2 separate regions of the Homo sapiens genome follow, and region 1 is linked to region 2. Evidence: chromatin contacts called from ENCODE Hi-C or POLR2A ChIA-PET data. All regions are on one chromosome and are shown on one strand. Each heading gives the region's core, a stretch centred on a gene start or an enhancer-like site at or near the end of the contact. The rest is flanking DNA. Distances are from core to core; before and after follow the strand shown. Region 1 overlaps NKTR (natural killer cell triggering receptor). Region 2 holds the start of HIGD1A (HIG1 hypoxia inducible domain family member 1A).

The links. Hi-C counts contacts between places; a loop is a spot of excess contacts on that map. ChIA-PET counts read pairs that join two places held with the same protein, here RNA polymerase II (POLR2A). Pooled maps may share reads with other maps.
Region 1: a loop to region 2 is called in a pooled map, with 12 times the contacts of the local background. The contact joins the enhancer-like site here to the promoter of HIGD1A in region 2. A Hi-C loop is called at or near these places in 10 of 50 pooled maps. POLR2A ChIA-PET finds 5 or more read pairs at or near these places in 3 of 52 experiments (OCI-LY7, T-cell and WTC11).

What each region holds. Positions count from the first base shown.
Region 1 is chr3:42,636,267-42,641,421 of GRCh38, forward strand. It overlaps NKTR (natural killer cell triggering receptor), which reads left to right. Exons shown (of 17, transcript NM_005385.4): 13 at 602-3,484. All of the region lies in intron 1 of ZBTB47-AS1 (ZBTB47 and NKTR antisense RNA 1), which reads right to left. Among named protein-coding and RNA genes, the nearest start is that of ZBTB47, 15 kb to the right of the region's middle. RefSeq lists enhancers at 1,827-2,056, 2,267-2,346. Within about 2 kb of position 2,450, at least 4 of the 41 ENCODE cell types and tissues checked have a DNase peak (open chromatin) inside an H3K27ac peak, as active enhancers do.
Region 2 is chr3:42,803,080-42,808,600 of GRCh38, forward strand. HIGD1A (HIG1 hypoxia inducible domain family member 1A) reads right to left here and starts at 1,411. Exons shown (of 4, transcript NM_014056.4): 1 at 1,357-1,411. RefSeq lists a silencer at 1,367-1,586 and an enhancer at 2,448-3,245.

The DNA of each region.
Region 1 (5,155 bases), core at 1,200-3,699, 170 kb before region 2:
CTCAGACACAGTGGTGCTGAGGACTTTCAGTTCTGAGCCTTGACATTAACACTCAGATTGTAACCTGTATCTGTTTTTGTGTACTTTTTCCTCAATTTCTGTTTTAAGTAGTTTACAGTCTTAGGGGAAATCTGGATTACCTGTCTGAGGTGGAGAAAAAACAAGCTTCATGCTAGTTTCAAGCAGCTATCCTGCATCTTCAGAAAATCAACAAATTGTTTGAGACCTTGGTTTGACTCACCCTCAAAAACTGTCCTAGAGGCAGAGGGTTGTGAGCAGATAACAGCCAGGAACTCTTGTGATTTGAGTTCAGCAGTGTTCTTGTGATTAGTTGGTTTGCTTTTCAAAAACATTTTCCTAACAAATGTAAGGTTCTTTGCTTAGCTTAAAAAAAAAATCCTTTTGTAAGTGAATTTGTTAGTAGTTCTTAGTGTGTGTCTCTGAAAGTATAACAAGACCAGGCCTATAACTCTGATTCACGCTTCCTGCGTGTGCTTAAAGTGTTAATGGGGTCAAGAACTTTGTTGTTAACAAAGCTGTGTCTTAAGGTGTAGAAAACATGCTTATAAATCACCGCATGAATATTATGTCCTTTCTATAGGTTAAGTGACCCCTGTTCAAGCCGATGGGATGAAAGAAGCTTGTCTCAGAGATCCAGATCATGGTCCTATAATGGATATTATTCAGACCTTAGTACAGCAAGACACTCTGGCCACCATAAAAAACGCAGAAAAGAAAAAAAGGTTAAGCATAAAAAGAAAGGGAAAAAGCAGAAACACTGCAGAAGACACAAACAAACAAAGAAGAGAAGGATTCTTATACCGTCTGACATAGAATCCTCAAAATCTTCCACTCGAAGAATGAAATCCTCTTGTGATAGAGAAAGGAGTTCTCGTTCTTCCTCATTGTCATCTCATCACTCATCAAAGAGAGACTGGTCTAAATCTGATAAGGATGTCCAGAGCTCTTTAACCCATTCCAGCAGAGACTCATACAGATCAAAATCTCACTCACAGTCTTATTCTAGAGGAAGCTCAAGATCAAGGACTGCGTCAAAGTCCTCATCACATTCTCGAAGTAGATCAAAGTCCAGATCTAGTTCCAAGTCTGGGCACCGAAAGAGAGCATCAAAATCACCAAGAAAAACAGCTTCTCAGTTAAGTGAAAATAAACCAGTTAAAACAGAACCTTTAAGAGCAACCATGGCACAAAATGAAAATGTAGTAGTACAACCAGTTGTAGCAGAAAATATTCCTGTAATACCACTGAGTGACAGTCCCCCCCCTTCAAGATGGAAGCCTGGACAGAAACCTTGGAAGCCCTCTTATGAGCGAATTCAGGAAATGAAAGCTAAAACAACCCATTTGCTACCCATCCAAAGCACTTACAGTTTAGCAAATATTAAAGAGACTGGTAGCTCATCATCCTACCATAAAAGAGAAAAAAATTCGGAAAGTGATCAGAGCACTTATTCAAAATACAGTGATAGAAGTTCAGAAAGCTCACCAAGGTCAAGGAGCAGATCTTCTAGGAGTAGATCTTATTCCAGATCATATACAAGATCACGTAGTCTAGCTAGTTCACATTCAAGGTCTAGGTCTCCATCATCTAGATCTCATTCACGAAATAAATACAGTGATCATTCACAGTGTAGTAGATCATCTTCATATACTTCTATTAGCAGTGATGATGGAAGGCGAGCTAAGAGGAGACTTAGATCCAGTGGGAAAAAAAATAGCGTTTCACATAAAAAGCATAGCAGCAGCTCTGAAAAGACACTTCACAGTAAATATGTCAAAGGTAGAGACAGGTCTTCATGTGTGAGAAAGTATAGCGAGAGCAGATCATCTTTAGATTATTCTTCAGACAGTGAGCAGTCAAGTGTTCAGGCCACACAGTCAGCCCAGGAAAAAGAGAAGCAGGGCCAAATGGAAAGAACACATAATAAACAAGAAAAAAACAGAGGTGAAGAAAAATCCAAGTCTGAACGGGAATGCCCTCATTCAAAAAAAAGAACTTTGAAAGAGAATCTTTCTGATCACCTTAGAAATGGCAGTAAGCCCAAAAGGAAGAATTATGCTGGTAGTAAATGGGACTCTGAGTCAAATTCAGAACGAGATGTCACTAAAAACAGTAAAAATGACTCCCATCCATCCTCTGACAAGGAAGAAGGTGAGGCCACATCCGATTCTGAATCAGAGGTTAGTGAAATTCACATCAAAGTCAAACCCACAACCAAGTCGTCCACAAATACTTCACTGCCTGATGATAATGGTGCTTGGAAATCAAGCAAACAGCGCACATCAACTTCTGACTCTGAGGGGTCCTGTTCCAATTCGGAAAACAATAGGGGAAAGCCACAAAAGCACAAACATGGGTCAAAGGAAAATCTTAAAAGAGAACACACCAAAAAAGTGAAAGAGAAATTGAAAGGGAAAAAAGACAAAAAGCATAAGGCTCCAAAACGAAAGCAAGCATTTCACTGGCAGCCTCCACTAGAATTTGGTGAAGAGGAGGAGGAGGAGATTGATGACAAGCAAGTTACTCAGGAATCAAAAGAGAAAAAAGTTTCTGAAAACAATGAAACCATAAAAGATAATATTCTAAAAACTGAGAAATCCAGTGAAGAGGACCTTTCAGGTAAACATGATACAGTGACTGTTTCATCAGATCTTGATCAGTTTACTAAAGATGATAGTAAACTCAGTATTTCTCCCACAGCTTTAAATACTGAGGAAAATGTGGCCTGTTTACAAAACATTCAGCACGTTGAAGAAAGTGTTCCCAATGGAGTGGAAGATGTGCTTCAAACAGATGACAACATGGAGATCTGCACTCCTGATAGGAGTTCCCCAGCAAAAGTAGAGGAGACTTCCCCTCTAGGAAATGCACGGCTTGATACCCCAGATATAAACATTGTTTTGAAGCAGGATATGGCAACGGAACATCCTCAAGCAGAGGTAGTAAAACAGGAAAGCAGCATGTCCGAAAGTAAAGTGTTGGGTGAAGTGGGGAAACAGGACAGCAGCTCTGCTAGCTTGGCTAGTGCTGGAGAAAGTACCGGGAAGAAGGAGGTGGCTGAGAAGAGCCAGATCAACCTCATTGATAAGAAATGGAAGCCCCTGCAAGGTGTGGGGAACCTGGCAGCACCTAATGCTGCCACATCCAGTGCTGTGGAAGTTAAGGTGTTGACCACTGTGCCTGAAATGAAACCACAAGGCTTGAGAATAGAAATTAAAAGCAAAAATAAAGTTCGGCCTGGGTCTCTCTTTGATGAAGTAAGAAAGACAGCACGCTTAAACCGTAGACCAAGAAATCAGGAGAGTTCAAGTGATGAGCAGACGCCTAGTCGGGATGATGATAGCCAGTCCAGGAGTCCAAGTAGATCTCGAAGTAAATCTGAAACCAAATCAAGACACAGAACAAGGTCTGTCTCCTATAGTCACTCAAGAAGTCGATCGAGAAGTTCCACATCATCTTATCGGTGAGCAATATTCTCTTTCCTTTCTTCTCCCAAGGAGAGTCTGTTATTGTTTAGCTTGGAAGAATATCAGAATTAGGGACAGAATCACTATTTCCAAATATCTGAAAGGAATAAGAAGTCTTGTTTTGTGTGATTCAGAGAGTAGATTGAAAACTTAGGGAGAGGGAATTTCAGGAGGAGAAATTTGGGCTGGGTTTACAAAACTATTACTATCAGTTTAAAGCTCTCTGTCACTAGAAATGAGTTCCCATGATAGGTGGTAAATTCTCCATCTTTAAAGGTGTGAGGCTGCTTCTTGCCAGTCAAGTGATGCCTTAGAAGGGAATCCTGAATTGACAGAATATATAGAATTTGCAGATCATTAATCTAACCTTCCATTTTACACATGTGGAAGTTGAGGGCCAGAGAGACAAAGTTACCTGCCCAAGACATGCATCTTAGTTTAGATGGGGCATAGGGATAAAAATGATCATCTTTAGATTTTTGTTGTTGTTTGAAAAGCAATAAAAGAATTTAAAACACCTTTTTCTCATCTTTGTCACTCTGCACCTTCATGAAAAGGTTTTTTGTTATTGTTATAAATTGCATCATAACTTGTCAGCATAGAATGGATAACAGAGATGAGAATTAAAAACTAAAAATATTTGTGATGGTAATAGGAAGTTAGTAAGCAGTTGTGTTGCATTCTTTTTCTTGTAAATATTTTATGGTTTTACCTGTTTCTTAATTATTCATATCCCTTATTTTATTGTGCTTGATATTCATCATTTGAACTGAAAATACCATAAGAATCTTTGACGTTTGTTTCCTTTCTAGTTATTCATCAGTCTTTCTTCCCTTGCCTACCCAGACTTCCTAAAAAAGGAACCGCCACGTGCCATCTATACTCGGTCTCCCATTTTCTCCTCGGCTGTGTGCTTGCTGCCTTCTGTGCCTTCCCCTCCCCGCATCTCTTAGTTTACTGACTAAGACTTTCAGGTACTTCTGATGGCCAGTACCATGGCGTATTTTCAGCCTCACTTCTGGAGCCCTCTGCTAGCTCTCCTTTCTCCCACTCAGGCCATTTCGTCCCTGTGTTCTAGGCTTCTCTTCTTCCTCATGGCCTTTTCTCTCTGAGTTCCTGTTGATAGATGCAGTTGCCTATTGAGCGACTCCAGCTTCCTGTCTGCTTATGATCTGCCTTAACCATTTACACAGAGACAGCTCTGAGCTATTCGTGATGCTGGCCACTCTTCTCATTTACCTTCCCACCTCTGCCTTGGAGTGGGTGGTATTTCAGTTTGTAATGAAGACAGCAAGGCGTAGAAAGGCTAAGGGACTTGTTCTAGGCTATGCAGCTAACAGGTAGTAGACTGAGATGGATAAGCCTGGGTGCTGCCCTGCCTCCCTGTTTTGGTTACCTGCCTGGGCCTGACACCCCCATTAGGCTGTGAACTCCTTGAAGTCAGGAACTGTGTGTTACTCATCGTTCAGTCACCTCACAGGGTCTGGCTTTATTATTTTTGGTTGAATAAATGACTACAATCTTATTAGAACATAACGTATTCATTTTCTTGCAGATATACTGGAAGCAGGTCATGTCTTCCAAAACATAGTGCATACTGAATAAAACCTATGGTGATATTACATAATGTCACCTGTACACAGAGGTATTGTTCTGTTCCTGAATGA
Region 2 (5,521 bases), core at 161-2,660:
TATCGTTTTCTCATCCACCCACAGTAGTTGTCCCAGATTTCTGTCAGAAAGTTGAATAGACGCTAAAAAAGGCACCAGTAACCAGATATTTAAAGTCAGTTTGGAGAGCACAAATTAATTCTGTACGCTTAGTAAGACACGACTGAAGACCTTTCCACAGGGAACCTAAAGAGGCATTAAGGGAAGATGAGCCGTCCAGCATCAGGAGACGTAACAGGTTGAATGAAGGATCTTTCTTCACAGTCATTTTGTCACGGGAATTACTATCTAAAGCAACGCTGGCTTCAAACTGATTTTGCATCAGTCGCCCATCAGCTTGTTTAAAATGGCTGCCAAGGCCCCAGCATGGAGATCCGGATTCAGGTGGTCTGGGGCAGAGCTCAAGGAATCTTTAAGAAGCCCCTTCAAGTGACTCTGGTGCACAAAGAGAACTCCTAGTATACAGGACTCCAAATATGTGTGTCATGCTGGAGCTTCATGACCAGGTTGTCACCGCTTCAACCTGTTAGAACTTTCCATCCAAACCTGTCTTACTCCAAAGTGCCTTTGTACTTCCGGAAGCAGGGATCCCTGTCGTGGGGATTACTCCGAAGAGGGAAATAGCTGCTTCCCACTCCGGGAATTTAAGACAAAGGCGAATATCACTGCTGCATCATGTCGGCTGCTCCTAATTCTGCCCTTACGCTGTGCTTTGTAATCTCTAACCCGCCGACTCGGCAGGAGAAAAATTTAATTCGGTCACAGAAGCACTACACAGGACCCTAGGCCTTATCACTTTCCCAGGGTGGAGGAAACACCAGGTCGGGGAGAAAAGCAAGACCAGGACTGGAAGGTCCTCTGCTAGTACGCCCTCCCCTCAACCTCCCGACCTTCCTCGCCGCCTCTCTTCCTGTGACCTTGTCGTGACTCCGTGACCGGAGCGCTCGCTCTCCTATCCCGCCTCGCCTGCCGCTTAGCCCGCTCTTCAGAATGTTCCAAGCTCCGGGGAAGCTCCCGCTCCTCGCTCCCCGCCGTCGGGCCCAGTCAACACCCTCCTGGCCCCCGTCTCTCATTACCACCCCATCAGCGAGTCTTCCCCGCTCGGCAACTCACTCCACAAGCTTCTGCTCCATCTCCTCGCTGGCTCCGTCTCCCCTCACCCGAAGGACCCTAGGCCTCGGCTCCCGACTCCTCTCATCCGCCCATGCTCGAGGCCGGGCCTGAGCCCCGGCAACTCCACCTCTCCTCCCTCATTCGAGACACGGACTCCCAGCCCCCACCCCCAAAGTCCTTTCGGCCTGGCCAAGCGCTGCCCCACTTCTTCCCGCCCCGCGGCCCGAGTCCCTGGCTCGCAGTCCCCCGGCTTGTTTCGCTTACCTAGAGCGAGAAAACCTCTCACACCCCAACCGGCTTCCGATCCCTGCAGGCGCACCCAGTCCTCCCGGCTTCTCCCCACCCACAGCCGTCCCAGCCAATCAGAGGCCAGCGGCCGCAAAAGGACGCGTGCGTGTGCGCGGCGGGTGGGGCAGTGCAGAGCGGGTCCTGGATTGGCTGGGCCGGTGAGTGCTGGCCCACTACCCCGGCTCTAGCGTACTGGCGGAGACAGACGTGAGAGCTCGGCGCCTGGGGTTCGCGCCCGGGCACTTGAGGGGCTTTGGCTCCTGGCCCAAGGACTCCTCAGATTTCTCCTGCCCTTTTCCCCTCGGGCAGCGGAGGCGAGCACCGCGAACGCCGTGTCCCGAGCGCCGCCGCCTGCGGACGCCTCACGGGCCGGGAAGGGATGCGGGTGAGGGGTTTCGGCTGCGGGTGAGGTTGTGTTCCCCGACCCACCCGGGTCCGACTGCTTGTTCTCGCCGTTCAGTAACGAGATGCAGACAGACTGGGAAAGAACGGAGTTTATTTCTGCAACAGGTTACAGGGAGAAGGTCGGAGTAACTCACCAGACCAACTCAAAATTATTAATACAAGTTTTTCTAGTGCTTAAATACATTCAGTGCATTTACAAGTCGAAAGCCAAAGTGTTTCACTCAAGCCAATCTTTAACGGTAATAGGGTCAGGTGTCTAGACAATTGCTTCAGAGCCTTGGAAATAATCTAAAGTGGGTCCTGGTACAAGGTGTGCAAGAACAACTCCATTATTTTAATTAAACTCTAGGGGTTGAAAAAGCTCAGGCGGGATCCTAATGGACTTGTCTTTACATTCTAGCCTTTCTCCTAAGGCACCAGTTTCTCCAATGTTTAACTTATACATGCATCAGAATGACAGTGAGGCGTTGGTGAGAGCTGCTCTGGTTGCTAATGGAGATCTGGCCTGCCACAGTGGGAGCAGAGCTTGCCCAGTGCGCCGGGACGACTGCGGGCTCCATCCATTCCGCTCCCAGGGCGGTTGTCGGCCAGGACCGTGAGCTGTCAGGTCCCCCGCGGGATCCTTCCTGGAGCTTACACTATAGTAGGAGGCAGCCAGTACTTGCAAGCACGGGGTCGCGGGAACTACGACCTCACCCAGGCCAGGCGACCTTTCTCTCAAGAAGGAGATGTCAGAGGCCCCTCGTGACAGCGAGCTTCCGGGGACAGGGCTCCTAATGTGTTTGTCAAGTAAATAATGAGTAATAATCCGGCCAATTGGTGGGTCAACGAAAAAAGTCAAACTCTAAGATATTTGAAGAGATTTATTCTGAACCAAATGTGAGTGACCGTGGCCCCTGACACAGCCCTCAGGAGGTCCTGAGAACATGTGCCCAAGGTGGTCCAGGCACACTTGGTTTTATACATTTTAGAGAGGCATGAGACATCAATCAAATACATTTAAGAAATACATTGGTTTGGTCCAGAAACGGGGGACAACTCAAAGGCGAGAGGGGAGGGGGCTTCCAGGCTATAGGTAAATTTAAACATTTTCTGGTTGATAATTGGTTGAGTTTGTCTGAAGACCTGGGATCAACAGAAAGGGAATGTTCAAGTTAAGATAAAAGATTGTGGAGACCAAGGTTCTTTTGAAGTCTTGTAGTGGCTGCCTTTAGAGACAATAGATGACAAATGTTTCCTATTCAGATGTTTGAAAGGTGCTAGACTTTTAATCTCTTTAGGATTGGGGGGCCTGGAAGAAAAAGATCTAGCTATGTTATAGGGATTCTTTACAGATGAGAATTTTTCCCCGCAAAGGACAGCTTTGTATGGCCATTTCAAGATATGGCAAAGAAATATGTTTTGGGGTAAAATATTTTTATTTTCTTCCTTGTCTTATAATGTTATGCCAGAGTCAAGTTGGAAAGTAAGTCACGATATATAGAGTTAAATAAAACCCATTTGATGATAACTTATTATTTGTGGGGCATGACTCCCCAGACCCCTTAGATAGGAATTTGGGCATGATAAAAAAAATCAGAGCTTAGTCCTCAGATGCAAAGCATCTACAACTGCACCATGGAGAAATCTGTGATTAAGTTAGAGTTTCTTGATATAACCACAAAACAAGGCAGACTACCAAGTGCTCGTCATACAGATAGGAACTAAATGTCATGGGCTCAGGATTTTGAAAATCGTTCATCTCATAATTAAGATACATGTAAGAAACATTTCATGCTATGGATGATTAAGAACTTCATACTTCGCTGGGCACGGTGGCTCACGCCTGTAATCCAAGCACTTTGGGAGGCTGAGGCAGGCGGATCACCAGGTCAGGAGATCGAGACCATACTGGCTAACACAGTGAAACCCCGTCTCTACTAAAAATACAAAAAATTAGCCGGGTGTGGTGGCGTGCACCTGTAGTCCCAGCTACTGGAGAGACTGAGGCAGGAGAATGGCGTGAACCCGGGAATCGGAGCTTGTAGTGAGCCAAGATCGCACCACTGCACTCCAGCCTGGGTGACAGAGAGAGATTCTGTCAAAAAAAAAAAAAAAAAAAAAAGAGAGAACTTCATACTTTGATTATATGGTAGCTTTCAGCTCCTTGAAGGCACATATTTTGTCTGGATGATCCTGGTATCTCCTTGAATGCTGCCTGTGTGCTCAATAGAAATTCAATAATGGTAAATGAAGAAAGATGTAAATGCTGCAATAACTGGAGGGTTTAAAAGATAAGTAGGGATAGTCAGGAACTATAGGATAAACCCCACTGCCTTCAATATGAAGGTCAACCGGAAGTCATTAGTCTCTTGATTCTGTAAACACAAAGGCTAATGGCAGCAGTGACCAAAGCATATTCATTTCTGAAGGCAATGTATATGCCTCAAACTAACATCAGCTAACTTGTTAATTTCCAGAGAATAAGATATACTGCCCCATCAGCGGAGAGCAACTAGTTGGCAACATACTAGCCGTGACCTTGGATTTGATTTCTCAAAGTGTCACTTTTTTCACTTGTAAAATGGGGGGTAACATGAATGATGGTTAAAGAGGAAATATATGTAGCATGTTAGCCCCATGCTTGGCATGAAAAATGTTAGCTATTGCTTTAAAAATTCCTTGCTGTGTACTGTGCAAAAAGAGTCAGACCTTGCCCTTGAAGCTGTAAGTATAAGCACCTTTTAAACCAATTACTATTAGGGCTCCCAATCCAGACCCCAAGAGAGGGTTCTTGGATCTCCTGCAAGAAGTAATTCTAGACGAATCCATAGAGTACAGTGAAGGCAAGCTTATTAGAAAAGTAAAGGAATAAAAGAATGGCTACTCTATAGGCAGAATACCCCCAAGGGCTGCTGGTTGCCTATTTTTATGGTTATTTCTTGATTGTATGCTAAACAAAGGGTGGATTATTCATGCCTCCCCTTTTTAGACCATATAGGGTAACTTCCTGATGTTGCCATGGCATTTGTAAAATGTCATGGTGCTGGTGGGAGTGTAGCAGTGAGGATGACCAGAGGTCACTCTCGTCGCCATGTTGGTTTTGGTGGGTTTTAGCTGGCTTCTTTACTGCAACCTGTTTTATCAGCAAGGTCTTTATGACCTGTACCTTGTGCCAATCTCCCATGTCATCCTATGACTTAGAATGCCTAACCTCCTATCTCATCCTGTGACTTAGAATGCCTAACTGTCTGGGAATGTAGCCCAGTAGGTCTCAGCCTTATCTTACCTAGCCCCTATTCAAGATGGAGTTGCTCTGGTTCAATCATCTCTGATGATTGATTGGTATAAAGGTCAAATAGCTAGTAAGTAATAGAGGTAGAGGACTGTAAACTAGGAATTTTGATTCCGCTATATTTTAGGAATATAGTATCGCTCAACAGCAAGTAATTTTTAAGACATAGAAAGGAAATACATTTTTATATATAAGCTGGACTCTATTCATAATATTAAAAAATAAGGATTTAGACAAATTATAGGATGACAGATCCACATAGATAATTTAAGGAAGTTAGATATGCACTCTATGGCTACAACTGTGTGGAAGATGCACATTTGTCCCCCAAAATCTCTTTATTGAGGCTACTGGTATACACTACTTGGTAGAATTGTCATTAGTCTGACCCAGTTTGAATGACGGTTGAATTTAGGAGAAAAAAGTCCCATCTTTCGACAAAAGTGTACCAGCCCTGTCAGT